2 separate regions of the Homo sapiens genome follow, and region 1 is linked to region 2. Evidence: chromatin loops called from intact Hi-C (ENCODE). Cell type or tissue: PC-9. All regions are shown on one strand. Links, peaks and the distances in the headings refer to the core of each region. The heading gives the core; the rest is flanking DNA. Region 1 has its middle 35 kb from the start of LINC02324. Region 2 has its middle 21 kb from the start of MIR4708.

Region 1 (8,332 bases), core at 193-8,192, 98 kb before region 2:
GAATTCAACATAAATGAAGAAGGAACCTAACTCAGCCATGGGGCGAGAAGGTGTCTGTGAACTCACAGTGAGCAAGGCTGTATTTGGGAGATGGAAGTATTTTGAAGTGTTCTTTGAGGTTGACTCTTTAGCTTCCCTTCACATCAACCATGGTAATTCCATTCCCCTTGGGAGGGACTAGCTAAAGAATGGGCATGTATCCAATTCTGGCTAATGGTACAAAAAGAAGATTCTACAGGAGACTGCTGGTAAAAGCTTCCATGCTTCTGAAAAAACACGAAAGCTTTCTTTTTCTGCGTGTTATTGTGTTTGGTGCAGACGTCGTATTACCACAAAGGGAGCCAGCTGAAGGAAAAAGCCAATGTCCTGCGGAGAGAAAAGCAGAGAAATGGAGGCTGCTTGGCTCCTTGAGGACACCTTGAGCCACTCATCGTACCACACCTGGAACCCACTACTTCTAGACTAACTATTATATGAGATAATACATTTCCTTACATGTTTGAATCTGTGTTTTCTATTACTTATGGCTAAGGCATCCTAACCAACAGAGAGTATGGGACAGATTTCCTGCATTAACTGGTAGGAGCTTAGAGCTAAGATTTGGGTACTAAGGAGGTGTAACTGGTATCTTCACAGGCTGGGGGGACCAGGACAAAGGGGTCATTCATTCTTCTCTGCATGTCAGGGGAGACTCTACAACCCAGCTGAGGTAGGAAAATTGGATTTCTCTGTCTTTTGTTTGTATTTCTGTTTTGTTATTTATTTATGTATTGAGACAGAGTCTTGCTCTGTCACCCAGGCTGGAGTGCAATGTCACAATCTCGGCTCACTGCAACCTCTGCCTCCCAGGTTCAAGAAATTCTCCTGCCTCGCCAGGCACAGTGGCTCATGCCTGTAATCCCAACACTTTGGGAGGTCAAGGTGGGTGGATCACAAGGTCAGGATTTCAAGACCAGCCTGGGCAATATAGTGAAACCCCATGTCTACTAAAAATACAAAAAGATTAGCTGGCCGTGGGGGTGCCTGTAATCCCAGCTACTCGGGAGGCTGAGGCAGGAGAATGGCGTGAACCCAGGAGGCGGAGGTTGCAGTGAGCCAAGATCGTGCCACTGCACTCCAGCCTGGGCGACAGAACGATACTGTGTCTCAAAAAAAAAAAAAAAAAAAAAAAAGAAAAAGAAAAAAAAAAAAGAAATTCTCCTGCCTCAGCCTCCTGAGTACCTGGGAGTATAGATGTGCACCACCACACCTGGCTTTTTTTTGTATTTTTAGTAGTGACAGTGTTTTGCCATGTTGGCCAGGCTGGTGTCCAACTCCTGACCTCAGGTGATCCACCCGCCATGGCCTCCCAAAGTGCTGGGCTTACACGCATGAGCCGCTGCGCCCAGCCTCCGTTTTTTAAATCAAAATGAATCTAACCTTGAGCCCCCAGTCCTGTTCATTGGGCAGATTATTAATCTGTCATTCTGGAAGTGCAATCTCTCCCCTGAAATATTGTGCCTACCTGGGCAAAAGTGTGGGGGCCTCCCAACCAGTCATCAGCCGGTGATCTGCCCTAAGTTTTCCTTTGATGCCTCACATCCCTTCTGGTTTGTTGATTTTGCTGTTGCTGAGTCATACATGGGGCCCAGGAAATCTTTGGTGAGACTGGAGACTCAATGCCCAAGGCCTAAAATTTCCCCGAGATCTGGATGTCTCCTGGGGCTCTGGAAAGGGCTCCATTCTCAGAGTGAGACAGGTTTTCTGTTTTGTTTTGGTTTCTATCTTTCTGGTCTCTGAGCACTCTCCTCTGTCTTTCCTTGTCCTTCAAGGCTCCCCTCTCCCTGTCCCCCTCCCGCCTATCTCCCTCTGGGTATCTGCATCATCTCATCAGGAGCCAGGACTTTTACCCAAGGCATGAAGATCTGTTATCTTCAAACAGCTCTGCTTTCTGTCCTGCAAGGATTCGTAAGGCAAGAAAAACCAAAAAAGCTGACTTGTAGTACCTGCTTGGGAAAAGACGGCAATGGAAAAACACAGTAAACAAATTAATATCTTAATTATCTTGTCACAGGTGCCTCAGCGGAGCACTGTGACAGAGGAGCACAATAGGAGGGCTGACTCCAGGCTGAGTGGCAGCGAGCCAGCCAGCCAATGAGAGTGGGACAGGGAGAAAGAAGGTGGGAGCTGAGCAGTGCTGGGGAAGCTTTCTTGCAAACTTGCAAAACCTGCCTGGCAGCCTGAGAGCCTTGTGACAGGGATGCCTCTTTCCTATCTCAAGTCCTGAGGTGTCCTTAAACTTAGTTTTTCATTTCCAGAAGCCTTCTCGCTGTACCTTGTGGTCACACGTGGAGGGCTACGATACCTCCTCATCTCACCAGAGAGTGGGAAGTTTCAAATAAGAACATGCGGGAAAGATCTTTGAGTTGCTCTGCAGGAAGGAGGCCCTGGCAGCCCACCCCAGCCTCCTCCGTGGAGCTCACCCTCCATTCAGCCCTGGTGGTCCCCTGCAGCTTGTATCTGCCACAGCCCTGCAGGTGGCACTGGGACTCCTGGGCTTCTGGACTTGGCTCAGAGGTAAACAAGAACAGCAGATGTTCATGCAGCTTGGATTTAGATAGTATCTTCCCACCCAGAGCTGAAAAGACCTTTGAAATCATTGAGACCAACTCCCTACTCTTACAGTTAAGGGCCCAGAGGATAAGAGAAGCCAGGAGACTTGGCTAAGGTGACCTGAAGCTATAAGGAGGGACAACCAAGGCTCCTTATCTCTCTCAGCCCTCCCTTATCACCCTGATCTCTGGGTGCTGCCCCTTGATCCTGGTTGCCTCATGTGGTGCTTTTGAATGATTTACCTGTCCTTCTTGCCACTTGTGGGGCCAGCACGCCTTGCCCTTCCTGCAGATGCCTGCTGTCTCCTGGATGTTGGGCTGTCAGATGATTAACCCAAGGACAATGAAGGGTGTGCAGAGTCCCCAGACCTCAGATCTTGAGCTGGGCTCTTGCTCAGTTTTTCATCGGCATCCCGACAGCATTTGTTAAGGGGAATGGGACTGTGGGTTACTCAGAAGCCCTGGGCATTTTCCAGTTCACAGGCACCTTCTGAGCATGCTCATTTGTGACTTTCTGACCAAAACATTTCAGCCTGGAGATAATCTTCAAGTAAACAAGTATGGGGTCTTTTGTCTCCCATTGTTTTGATTGGTTTAATAACTAATCAATCATATATTCTGAGGCTGCCTTAAAATCCTCAACCATGCTGCAGGTCATTACATGTGTATAGCACTTTATAATTCAGAATACATTATTTCATCAGCTTTATGAGATTCTTTGACCATACCCATTTCACAGGTATGAAAACTGTGAGTCAGCAAGGTTAGATGACCTGCCGTTTTAGAAGGAAGAATCAGAGCCACAACTAAGATGATAGCCTGGATTCTAGTGCAGTGATCTTGTCCCTGGCCCTCCACTAGGTACAGGCTGGCTACATGGTCTTCAGTGGAGTGGGGCAGTGGAGATAGTGAGGGGAGCTGCCCACCATGGAAAAAGTGCTGATAAAACACTTGGGACTTGGCTGGGCGCGGTGGCTCACGCCTGTAATCCCAGCACTTTGGGAAGCCAAGGCAGGCCGATCATGAGGTCAGCAGATCAAGACCATCCTGGTCAACATAGTGAAAACCTGTCTCTACTAAAATACGAAAAAAAATAAGCCAGGCATGGTGGCATGCGCCTGTAGTCCCAAAGGCAGGGGAGTCACTTGAACCGGGAGGCGGAGATTGCAGTGAGCTGAGATTGCACCACTGCACTCTAGCCTGGCGACAGAGCGAGACTCCATCTCAAAAAAAGAAAAAAAAAAATACTTGGGACTTCGGAGACAGACTGGGATATGATCTAGTTGAAAAGTACCAAAGTTACCCCAAAAGCAGCTCTGTTTACTTCGTGATCCCCACCTCCAAGTTTCTCATCCTTGACCTTGTTCCTGGTCGCTCCTTTGACTCCATGATTTGGACTCTCAGCCCAAACCAGGTTTTACTCCAGTCCATCCAGATTCCATCCCCACGCCCATCTCAGATTGTCAGTTCCAGTTTCCTTCCAGACCCCAGGGCTTGCAGCTGCCCCTACTGGCCTCACTGTTGCCAGTGAGGGGCACGCCTGACTAGCTGCTGACCGAGCACTAGTGACCCTATTTAATTACTCTCTCGTGTTCAAGCATCTAAGAGCAGTTGTGAGAGAGCCAAGTGCAAGAGGCACCAAGCGATCTCCACCCAGAGGCAAGTCCCCCAACTGCAAAAGGGCCTGTGGAAGCTAAAGCGTCAAAGTTCAGGATGATTACGGTCAGAAAAGTCTAGGCCAAGGGCCTGTGGCCAGAGGTGTATCACCTCCTGACCTCTGATGACTCCTTATGCAAGTTCGCCCTTCCATCATCCAAGATCAGTGGCCCTCAAACTTGGATGGACAAAACAACACTGGAGAGCTATTAAAGTTACAAATGCCAGCTGGGCATGGTGGCTCACGCTTGTAATCCCAGCACTTTGGGAGGCTGAGGCAGGTGGATCACCTGAGGTAAGGTGTTCGAGACCAGCCTGGCCAACATGGTGAAACCCTGTTTCTACTAAACACAAAAAATTAGCTGGACGTGGTGGCACATGTCTGTAATCCCAGCTACTCGGGAGGCTGAAGGCAGGAGAATCGCTTGAACCCAGGAGGTGGAGGTTGTAGTGAGCTGAGATTGCACCATTGCACCCCAGCCTGGGCAACAAGAGTGAAACTCTGTCTCAAAAAATAAAAAAAAAAAAAAAATAAAGTTACAAATGCCTTTGCCCCCACCTAGACTTGCCGAAATAGATTGAAACCATCCCTACAAACTTTATAAAATTAATCAGGGAAGAAGGGAGGGGAGAAATGAAAACAAGCTAAGCTTGCAGCACACTCAGCATTAGTCATTAGGTCAGCTTGTGCCTGACCTGCTTCCACACAGTTGTTTGCCTATTGTCTTAGAATCACGTGGACCCTAGACTATAGGTCCCCTAAACAGCTAAAGAGATAACACCTTAAGCATTATGAAACATTATGTTTTCCATTTGAGATATTCTTTCAGGTCTTGCATACCAGTGTGACTACTGATATCAGCTAATCTGAAGGACCCCATGGGAGCTGACTCACTAAAGAATGCCATTTCCACCTCCTGATGATTTCATCTCCTGTATCCTGACCAATCTATGACCCTAATTTTCCAGCCCCTTGTCCTTCACAATCTCCTTAAAGATCCCACCTCAGGCTGGGCGCGGTGGTTCATACCTGTAATCCCAGCACTTTGGGAGGCCAAGATGGGCAGATCACCTGAGGTCAGGAATTCGAGACCAACCTGACCAACATAGAAAAACCCCATCTCTACTAAAAATACAAAATTAGCTGGGTGTGGTGGCGCATGCCTCTAATCCCAGCTACTCGGGAGGCTGAGGCAGGAGAATCACTTGAACCCAGGAGGTGGAGGTTGTAGGGAGCCGAGATAGTGCCATTGCACGATTGCCTGGGCAACAAGAGCAAAACTCCATCTCAAAAAAAAATTTAAAAAAATTTAAAAAAATGTCCCACCTCAAAACTGCTTGGAGAGATGTATTTGAGAGTCTCCTTCCCACCTCCTTGCTCTATGCCCTGTGAGCATCAAACTCTTTCTCTGCTGCAAACCCTGCTGTCTTAGTGTACTGGTCTGTTACTGTGCAGCAGGCACACAAACTTGTTGGTCCTATAACAAGGTTAGGACCAAATGTTCTTGCCCACACCTAGACTTGCTGAATCAGACACTTCAGGTTAGAACCAAAGACTGCATTTGTAACAAACAGCTTAGAGCATTCTGATGCAGATAGCCTATAGAGCAGACTGTAAGAAACATCAGTGTGTTTCCACTTAATATGTGAGTTTGGGCAAGGCTCTTACCCTCTGTAAAATAGGGAAAGAGTAGTTGTGAGGATTAAATGGAAAGATGGGAAGCAAAGTACTTAGCACAATGTCTTATATATGGTAAGCACTCAAAAAGGTTAACTGTTATTGCTATTATGATTATTTTATTTTATTTTACTTTTTTGAGATAGAGTCACTCTGTCACTCAGGCTGGAGTGCAGTGGTAGGATTTTGGGTCACTGCAACCTCCTCCTCCCAGGTTCAAGTGATTCTCCTGACTCAGACTCCTGAGTAGCTGGGATTACAGGAACCAGCCACCACACCCAGCTAATTGTTGTATTTTTAGTAGAGATGGGGTTTCACCATGTTGCCCAGGCTGGTCTTGAACTCCTGGCCTCAAGTGATCTGCCTGCCTTGGCCTCCCAAAGTGCTGGGATTACAGGCATGAGCCACTGCACCCAGACTATTGTGATTGTTTTGTCTCACTATTCAGCTAAACTCCCTGGTACTACTGCCTGCTTCAAATTTCTCCCTATTCCGAGAGGATTTTCTATTAGTCCTCCTCTTCTTCAATTCTATTCTTTCTGATCCCATCAAATGAATTTATTATCACTTACTCCCAAGCATAAACCAAAATGCAAGACTGCCAGCCCTCTCCTTTCCAGCCACAGATAGTCACAGACACACAGATGCATGCACGCGCCCACACACACACACACACACACAAAACATGTGCTCCAGCTCTGCACATTCCCTCCTGCAAATTCTGATTGTCAAGGTGCTGAGGGTGTGGACAGAAGTTGTCTTTGGGTGGGTGAGATTGTAGGTGGGGATTTTTTTATTTCCTTTCTTTGCTTGTCTGTATTTTCTGGTTTGTTTGTCATGGGTGTGTTTGCATTTGTACCAAGAAAAGTTATTTTTAATTTTTGTAAATTCTAGTTGTTGCCATGTCTAGAAACTCTCCCTGAAGGGTGCTACTGCATTCTGAGCACTCCTTTTAACTTCATGCCCCCTCATCCTCTCTTCTCTGTGCTCTTTGCTATTATACATTTACATTCACTAGTGAGTTGCTCTGTAGATGGTCTTAAAGGGGTTGAGCAACCTTGAGCAGACAGGCGGCACCTTGAGGGTAGAGGCTGTGTCCTCTCTTCTGTGCAAACAGCTTGCACATTTCTTAGCTAACTTCAGCTCTCTACCCTCCTGTCCTTACCACTGAGCCCAGGTGACTGTGAGAAATTGAAGGTGCTTGGTTAGAACAGGGCTTAGTTCTACTCAGCTGAATTTTCTATTATTTTCATTTTAAAATTTCTGACACTTGGGGTAGCAGTCTTGAGTGCACTAGACACATAGGCACAGTCTCTGGAGAACTCCGAACAATACACAGGGCAGGTTTATGCGGGGATTGACAGTGTCATGGGGCTTGGGGGTAGTGTCTTAGCCTGGTTGTGAATTTAACCCAGATCTTGCAAAATCTCCAGACATCCTTTTTTCTCACTTTTTTTTTTTTTTTTCAAGGCCCTCATGGCTCTGGGAGCTTTGGTCAAGGCTAAGACTCATTCCCTCTCCAGTGTATATTTAAGAACCAAACATGATTAAAAACAGATGTGATTAAGAATGTGAGCTTGAGATTAAACAGACCTAGGTTTAAATCCTAGCTCTGATCCTCAAGTAACTGTACCAAGTCATTTAACCTCTTCTAGCCTCAGTTTCCTCATCTGGAAAATGGAGACAGAAATTGTGTCCACCTAATAGGATAATAGGATTATTGTAAGAATTAAGGAAAACAATGCATGTAAAGCATTTGGTGCTCAGCAACTGGTAATGATCACTACCACCAGGATGTTTGGGAGCCGCAAAGATAGAAACCAAAGAGAAACAACACCTCTGACTTGGAAAAAACTTTCCTTCTCAAGGGGAGAAACAAAGAACCTCTGTGTGACATAGACAAAGTGAGTCCAAGGTAACATACTCACGGACAGGAGAGAGGGGCACACAGTATATCCAAGAGCTGGGAGCTTCCTACCAAGGGGAAATCTGAGAAATCTTCAGAAAAGAGGTAAGTCTTGGATGGACGTGGAGGGATAAGTGAGAGGAGAGATGACAGGTGGGCTAGAGGCCAGGAGCTGGCTGCTGGGGCTGTGGATATAGCTGTATAGGCTAGCAGTTAAGAGCTCAAGTGCTGGAGTCATAGGACATGTATTTGAGTCATTGACTGTGGTGTTGAGAAAGTAGACTGGGTGGCTTAGAAACAACACTGATTTATTTCTCATGGTTCTGGTGGCTGGGAAGTTCAAGATCAAGGTGCCAGCAGATTTGGTGTCTGATGAGGGCCTGCTTCCTGGTTCACAGACAGCTGCCTTCTCACTGTGTCCTCACATTGTGGAAGGAGTGAGGGAATCTCTCTGGGGTCCCTTTTTTGTTTGTTTGTTTGTTTGTTTAAGACAGGGTCTTG
Region 2 (8,332 bases), core at 252-8,251:
GGAGGGAAGGGGATGCTGATGTCTTAGGACAGCTGCCTGTGAGAAGCTTGAAGAGCTGACTTTTGCAGTGCTTCTTAAGCCGTAGCATGCGTCGGAAACACCTGTTAGTGCTGGTTTAAAATGCAAAATTTGCAAGACTTTTTTTTCCTTATTTATCTACTATGGTTTGAATGTGTCCCCCAAATTTCATGTGTTAGAAACTTAATCTCAAAATGTGACCGTATTGAATCTTTAAGAGGTGATTGGATCAAAAGGTTTCAACCCTTATGATTAATCCATTTATAGGTTAATGGATTAATGGGCTAATAGACTAGCAGGTAATCATGAGAGTGGAACTAGTGGCTTTTTAAGAAGAGGAAGAGAGACCTAAGCAAGCATGTGAGCTCACTCAGCCCCTCACCATGTGATTCCCAGTGTGGCCTTGGGACTCTACAGAAAGTCCTCACCAGCAAGAGTCCCCTCACAGTTGCAGCCCCTCAATCCTGGACTTCCCAGCCGTCATAACTGTAAGACATAAATTACTCTTCTTTATAAATGACCCAGTTCCACATATTCTATTATAATCAACAAGGAACGAACTAATACATTATCTAAAATTATCTCCTGAAAGCAATTACAGTAAGGATCTTGCTTTTTAGAAAACAAAAAATTATTGTATACATTTTAAATTTTAAAAAACTACTTTAGCCAGGCGTGGTGGCTCATGCCTGTAATCCCAGCACTTTGGGAAGCCAAGGCAGGTGGATCACGAGGTCAGGAGTTCAAGACCGGCCTGACCAAGATGGTGAAACTCTGTCTCTACTAAAAATACAAAAATTAGCCAGGTGTGGTGGCAGGTGCCTGTAACCCCAGCTATTTGGGAGGTTGAGGCAGAGAACTGCTTGAACCTGGGAGACAGAGGTTGCAGTGAGCCGAGATCACGCCACTGCACTCCAGCCTTGGGGACAGAGCAAGACTCCGTCTAAAAAAAAAAAAAAAAAACTAGCAATACCAGGAGAAAATAAGCCCAAGCCCGGTGGCTCACACCCATGATCCCAGCACTTTGGGAGGCCAAGGCAGAATGAAGGCTTGAGGCCAGGAGTTTGAGACCAGCCTGGACAACATACCAAGACCCCATCTCTACAAAAAAAAATTTTAATTTTTAAAATTAAAAAAAAATTTTTTTTTAGATGTTATGCACTAGTAGCTACTTGGGAATGTTAGATGTTATGTCCCAGCTACTTGGGAAGCTGAGGCAGGAGGATTGCTTAAGCCCAGGAATTCACTGCTACACTCCAGTCTGAGTATACCCTGTCTCAAAGAAAAATAAAAAGAGAAAATAAAATTTTATGTGCAAAAAGTTAGGAGAGGGCAAAGTCAAGTAAAATTTCCCCATATTAACTTAGAAATAGTAATAAGGGCAAAATGTTCTAAAGGTTTCATCTGTTAGTGTCCTAGCCTGGAAAAAAAAAAAAAGGATGCCCTTAAATTGAGTCATTTAGGAAGAGTGTAATAAAGTCACTATTTACAAAGCATGGACTGGGCTTAGACAAAGCAAAAGGGATGTGCACTACCCTTGGGCTGGTGAGTGCAAGAGCCACTACCGCCACCATGTCTGTAAGGACAAGGCAATGGAACCCATTAAAGGAACCTAGAAAGCTGATAGAGAGGGCCACCTGGCAGGAAGGAACCAGAGAAATAAATATGCCAACCTCCTTGGCCAACCCCTAGAGGCTGGAGGGCAAAAGCAGCCTACTGATGTCATCCTTGTGACTCAGCCTCATGGGCAGAGAGCAGGGCAAAGAAGGGTGGAGAGCAGATTATGAGTAGCAAATGGGGAAAATCTAGCACCTGTCAGAGATGGCTAACGCACTGGAGTGGCTACTGTGTATCTTAACAAGCACTGAAGACAACAGTACAGAGATTTCCTTTTCTATCATCTCGTTTATATAACCATGCAGTAGGTTTATAAGAAACCTACCATTAAGTGGCTGGGTGCAGTGGCTCATGCCTGTAATTCCAGTACTTTTGGAGTCCGAGGTGGGCAGATCATTTGAGGTCAGGAGTTCGAGAACAGCCTGACCAACATGGTGAAACCCCGTCTCTACTAAAAATACAAAAAAATTAGCCAGGAGTGGTGGCGGGTGCCTGTAATCTCAGCTATTTTGGAAGGCTGAAGCAGGAGAATCTCTTGAACCTGGGAGGCAGAGGATGCAGTGAGCTGAGATCGTGCCACTGCACTCCAGCCTGGGCGACAGAGCAAGACTCTGTCTCAAAAAAAAAAAAAAGAAAAGAAAGAAAGAAACATCACATCAAGTGTTATGGTTTTGTACTGTGTCTCATTCCAGAAAAAGCCCAGAAATCTGAACTTCAAGTAAGAACTCAAGCTGAGGGCAGTGGTTCACATCTGTAATCCCAGCACTTTGGAAGGGCGAGGTAGGGGGACCGCTTGAGCTCAGGAGTTTGAGAACAGCCTGGGCAACAGCAAGACCTTGTCTCTACTAAAAATAAAAAAGGAGTCCCTAGAACTCAGTGATAGTCTCTCTTCTCTTGGTCCCTGTCAGGGCTGTACAGAAACCCCAGAGTCTCTCAAGCCAGCTTAGTCCTGCAACAGACATGCAGAGGGAACATCTGTAACCTGAAAGAGGAAGGTCAGACACTGACCTGGCTTCACGGGACCCTACGAGTCTTTAGGCATGAGTGGGCCCAGGCTGCTGGCACTGACCAGGCTCACCTTATCTTGGCTCCTGGGCTGAATGGCTGAGCTTTCCAGGCTTGGGCTGGGGAGGTCCCTCTTATTTAGCTTCCTTGTCAGCAGTTTCCAGAAGGTGAAAGTTACCTGCCCAAGGTAGTAACCTTAAACTGCAATAGAAATAACTCTCTGGGCTAGAGATGCCAAGGTTGTACCGAAAGTTTCCAAGGCAGTAGAGCACTTAGCCCTGTCTCTGTGTCCCCGTGAAGGCCCTAGTCTTCCTCCTTTGACTGGTGTGTTGGCGACCTGTAAAGCTTGGGTATGGGCTGGGCAGGGCAGGCCGCAGGGCCCAGTCTGGCTTCCCGTGGAAGCCAGTGAGTTTCCCGCAAAGAGAAAGTTCTGGCTGTAGGCCTCAAGGGCAGGGAGAGAGGCCTTCTTTAACCCCAGCAGTAAGAAAATGCTCATTCTATACCGTGTAAAGGGACCCTTAGTGTTTCCTGGGCTGACACAGAGAAGAACTATTTATTTCTCAGCTATCGTTCTCTGACTTGGCAAGCTCAGGCTGGAGTGGGGAAAAGCAGATCCAAGACAATCATGTGATGGAATTACACCTGCTGAGGTAAAGCACAGTGCTGCTCCCCAAGCAAACATTCTTGCAGACTCTGCACTGCAAACTCAGCTCAGGAGGCGCTGGGCTAATTTGTCTTTTGCCAACTAAAGGCAAATGGAGGAGGGCAGAGCCTGGCAGCTTCTCCTACTGCCTGGTGATTTGAGGATCACTCTGCCTCCCTCCCCGCTCCACCACTCTCTCACTGATGCCTAAATAACAGGTAGGAATTCGCTCCACTTCGCCAAGGAGCAAGGAAATGCACATCACTTTACTTTTTAAAATCAAATGGAATCATGCTGTGAGCCCCACCTTGCCCTGGCTGGTGCAATCCCCAATATTAATGATTATTGAAATCCCCTCTTTTCTGTTGGGCCGTACTAGAATCCGGGGCCCTGCTTGGTAATAGCAAAATGGGGCAGGGGATTGAGTTAGCCAATAAAATAGCCACCATTATTAATGTTGCTACTTTTGTTATGTGACACAGCTATTGGACTAAAAGGTTTCACCTCAAAGTGCCTACTTTACCTGCAGGCTCTGCCACAGGGGCCCTTGTGGATATTTCCAAGGTTATATAGTTAGAGATTGTCCTTGAGGTATTAGTCATGTGCCAAGTTTGAGTGGTGGTGGTAGTAGAAGGAGTGTTGAGGAAACTTTAGATCTTCTCCCCGTAATCTAGGTCAGCATCCCCTGTTCCTTGTTGTAGGTAATTAATATTTTCTCATTTTCATGTATGTAGCCATGTAAACAGCTTAGAGCATCCTCTTCCCCTCCCAGCCTTTCAATCAGATTGCTGCCCCTAAACCCCTCCTACAGAGACATTCTGACTTCCAGGCACCAACTGCTCCCCTAGACACCAGCAACCTCCAGAGCCCTTTACAGAAAAGGCGCAAGGCTCCAGACTCATAGAATCCAATTCTCTCTCTCATCCACAAAGCCCTAGCTTCTCTCCAACCAATCCCCACCTCATCCTCTGGGGTACTGCCATCTAATTCCTTCTTGGGTTTGACCCTTGAATTATAGAGAAACCATTAGCTAACTGCTGCCACCACTACCCCCAAGACAAAATGAGGAACTAAGACTGACCGCTAAACACAAAGCCTTAGCTAACTGGGGAGCTAGGAGGTCAGTGAAGAGGAATAGAATTTTTTCTTCCACCGGGTGTAGTGGCTCACGCCTGTAATCTTAGCACTTCGGGAGGCTGAAGTGGGTGGATCACCTGAAGTCAGGAGTTCAAGACCAGCTTGGCCAACATGGTGAAACCCCATCTCTACTAAAAATACAAAAATTATCCAGCCATGGTGGTAGATGCCTATAAGCCCAGCTACTCAGGAGGCTGAGGGAGGAGAATTGCTTGAACCTGGGAGGCAGAGGTTGCAGTGAGCCAAGATTGCCTCATTGCACTCCAGACTGAGTGACAAGAGTGAAATTCCATCTCAGAAAAAAAGAAAAGAAAAGAAAAATATATTTTTTTCTTTTTTTCCTATAGCAGAAAGGGAAAAAAAAAGCCTCATTCGATTATCATCATTTGATGATCGTTCTGTTACCAGCGTCATTCCTTTGGGTGAGTCATTGCTGCCTCCAAGGGATCCCATATTAGGATGCCCCCTTGGGAGGGATAGGAAGCATGACTAACACCTGAGTATAAAGAGGTTCACCCTACACTTCCTGACGTGGCAGGTGAGAGAGTGTGGGTGGGGAATTGGGAGGGGACTGCCTTTCCTTACTTTAGAGTCCTGTCCAATGGCTGGCTTTGTGGTTGGCTCCATTAGGGAGGGCCCACCAGGAAGCCTTCTCTTCTTTCCGTTGAAGACAAGCATGCAAGTTTTCTGTGGTTTGTTAGGGCTGGGCCACCATGTCCTTAGTAGGCAGCAAGGTGGGGTGATGACCTCTGATATCAAACCATCTGGGAGTTACTGCTGCTTTGTAAAAAAACAAAGGCCCAAAGGTAAAATGTGGAGAGAGCAGGGTACTGGAACACCGGCTCACATATCTGGCAGAGGCACTGAGGCCACTACTGCTGGCCTCTTTTCCGTGCCACCTGAGTTGATTTCATTCAACTCATGTGGTCAGGGGCAAGCACTGGGACAAAGTTCTCCCCAGGAGAGGTAAGAACCAGAAGGGAGCTTCTGGGTCTCATCTGGATTAATAGAAGCCATGAGTACTTACTCTGGCGGGAGCCAGGTTCCTTCACTTACTAGGTGTGTGACCTTGGGCATTTACTTATGTTCTGTGATTCAGTGTTCTTATCTCTAAAATGGGGATAATATGTCTACTCCACAGAAGTGTTGCAGGGATTTGTTAGTGTATTTAAAGTACTTGGAAGAGTGCTTGTCACATAGCAAGTATTATAAAAATGTCAACTGCTGTAGTTACTGTTGTTGCTGTCTACAGAAGCCAGGTGTGGACCACAGAGCCAGAAGCCTCGGGCAAGTCTCCAGAGTTGAAACTAGAAAGAATTATTTATAACAGTTCCCATCCTGCCTAGGGCTACAGATGAGACAATAGCTGTAAAACAGTCTCAGCTTCCCTGGGAGGGGCAAAATACCCAGATTCACTGCTAGAATACTCGAACAGAGGCTATTTCTTTAGGGCTCTGCAGCCTAAGCAGACCCTACCCTTAGGTGGTTGAGATACCCCCTTAATGGCCATGATTTGAGGGCCCCCAACACATCTCCATCATAGGCTTGCCTCAGTATCTAAAATTTTCTTCAGGGCTTCCAGTTTGGAAGATGTGACCTATTTTACAGCCAGACTGTCTATGTGTAAACCTCGGCTCTGTCACTCACTAGCTGCATAATCTTGGACAGGTTACTTAATGTCTGCACCTCAGTTTCTCATCTGCAAAAGTGAGGGTAATGACAATAGTCTCTTGATAGAGGCAGAGTGCAAATCACATAAAATAGTGTGTGTGAAGTTTTAGCAAAGTGCCTGGTACACCCTGAACTGGTGGTAATGGTGGTTTGACTAGAGAAGGCATAAATTTGCAATTTAATAGTGACTTCTGGATGAACTTGGAGGACATTATGTTAAGTGAAGTAAACTGGGCACAGAAAGACAAACACCACATGATTTCCACACATATGTGAAATCCAAAAGAGTTGATTTCTTAGAAGCAGAGAGTAGAATAGTGGTTACCAGAGGCTGGGGAGGGTAGGGAGGGGAGGAGAACAGGAGAGGTTGGTCAACAGGTAAAAAGTTACAGTTAGGAAGAATAAGTTCTAGTGTTCCATTACATGGTAGGGTGACTGTAACTAGTAACGATGCAGTCTATGTTTCAAGATAGTTGGAAGAGAAGATTTTGAGTATTATTACAAAGAAATGATAAATGTTTAAAGTGATGAGTATAGTAATTACCTTGAGTTGATCATTATAAAGTATACACATGCATTGAAACATCACATTGTATCCCATAAATATGTACAATTATTTTGTGTGAATTATAAATAAATTAATAAAAATATTTATTAAACCATAGATACTCAATATTTAAACACTTTTTAATAACAATTATCACATGTACAAAAATGTTGAAAACTAATGCAAGTAACACCTTTAAATACATCATTTACTTTTTTTACATTATTATTATTATTATCATTTTTGGAGATAGGGTCTCACTTTGTTGCCCAGGCTGGAGTGCAGTAGTATGACCTCCTCAGGCTCAAGCGATCCTCCTACTTCGGTCTACAGAGTAACTGGGACTACAGGTGCATGCCCGGCTAATTTTTGTGGTTTTGGTAGAGATGGATGGGGTTTCTCCGTGTCGTCCAGGCTGGTCTTGAACTTCTGTGCTCAAGTGGACAGCCCCATCTTGGCCTCCCAAAGTGCTGGGATTATAGGTGTGAGCTACCATGCCCTGCATAATTTACACTGAATAATTGTTTTATCTATGTCTTTGCCATTTTGTTTTCTGCTGTTATTTGTGTTTTTTTGTGCTATTATTTTACTGTTTGGTGAGTACATATATTTTCCCCTTAATAATTTGAAAATAAGTTGCTGAGCATCATGACACTTTAAATACTTAACAGCATATGGTTACCCCAAATAAGGACATTCTCCTACACAACCAGAACACTATGACCACATCTACAATAACTAATAATTATTCTTTAATATTATTTAATACTGAGTCCATATTCACACTTTTTCAGTTGCTCCCAAAATGTCTTTTAGAACTGTTTTTTTTCCTATTAAGAACCAATCTTTTCTTTTTTAGGGGCACTGACTTTTGAAGAGACCAGGGCATCTGTTTTACTTTTGGGGTTTGTCTTACTGTTTTCTTGTGATGGTGTTTTTAGTGAAGTTTTGAAGAAGGATGCAAACAATCTGGAGCTTGAGCTGGAATCCCTGGGCTGCCCCAAGGACACATGCTCTGCTGCCCGTCGAAAATGAGAGAAGAAACCAATAAACAAGGCACATTCATTTTCTTGTGTATTGCAGCAAAACATACATAACATAAAATTCATCATTTTAACTATTTTTAAGTGTACTATACAGTTCAGTGGCGTTAAGTACATTCACGTTGTTGTGCAACCATCACCACCATACATCTCCAGAACTTTTTCATCTTCCCTAGCTGAACCTCTGAGCCTGTTCAACACAAACTCTCCATTCTCCCCTCCCCTCAGCTCTGGCAACCGCTATTCTACTTTTTATCTTTGTGAATTTCACTACTCCAAGTATGTTACACACTACTTGTCTTTTTGTGATTGGCTCATTTCACTTAGCATGATGTCTTCAGAGTTCATCCATGTTATACTGTGGTCAGCATTTCCTTCCCTTTTAAGGCTGAATAATAATCCATTGTATGCATGGAACACATTTTATTTATCCATTCATCTGTTGACTGACACTTGGGTTGCTTCCACCTTTTGGCTAATGTGAGTAATACAGCTATGAACGTGGGTTTACAATTTTCTGATTGCATCCCTGCAAGGCACACTCTTTTTTTTTTGAGACGGAGTCTTGCTCTATCACCCAGGCTGGAGTGCAGTGGCATGATCTCTGCTCATCGCAATCTCCGCCTCCCGCCTCCTGGGTTCAAGTCATTC

Evidence for each region. Hi-C counts contacts between places; a loop is a spot of excess contacts. Peaks named below come from ENCODE experiments on the same cell type or tissue, not always from the same donor. Only the 100,000 strongest peaks of a DNase experiment are listed, where the experiment ranks them.
Region 1: a loop joins it to region 2, with 11 times the contacts of the local background. A loop is called at or near these places in 3 of 110 quality-filtered maps.

The regions. Positions count from the first base shown.
Region 1 is chr14:65,253,541-65,261,872 of GRCh38, forward strand. No RefSeq gene overlaps it. Among named protein-coding and RNA genes, the nearest start is that of LINC02324, 35 kb to the left of the region's middle. RefSeq lists an enhancer at 1,933-2,434. In PC-9, for the core only: a CTCF peak has its summit at 2,464; DNase peaks (open chromatin) are centred at 1,621, 2,141, 2,703 and 5,041; H3K4me3 peaks cover 2,429 bases; H3K27ac peaks cover 6,192 bases.
Region 2 is chr14:65,351,609-65,359,940 of GRCh38, forward strand. It overlaps a transcript of FUT8 not described here. Among named protein-coding and RNA genes, the nearest start is that of MIR4708, 21 kb to the left of the region's middle. RefSeq lists enhancers at 4,319-5,518, 4,339-4,428. In PC-9, for the core only: CTCF peaks have their summits at 4,855 and 8,107 (motif pointing left); DNase peaks (open chromatin) are centred at 1,753, 5,003, 5,623 and 8,198; H3K4me3 peaks cover 2,419 bases; H3K27ac peaks cover 7,090 bases.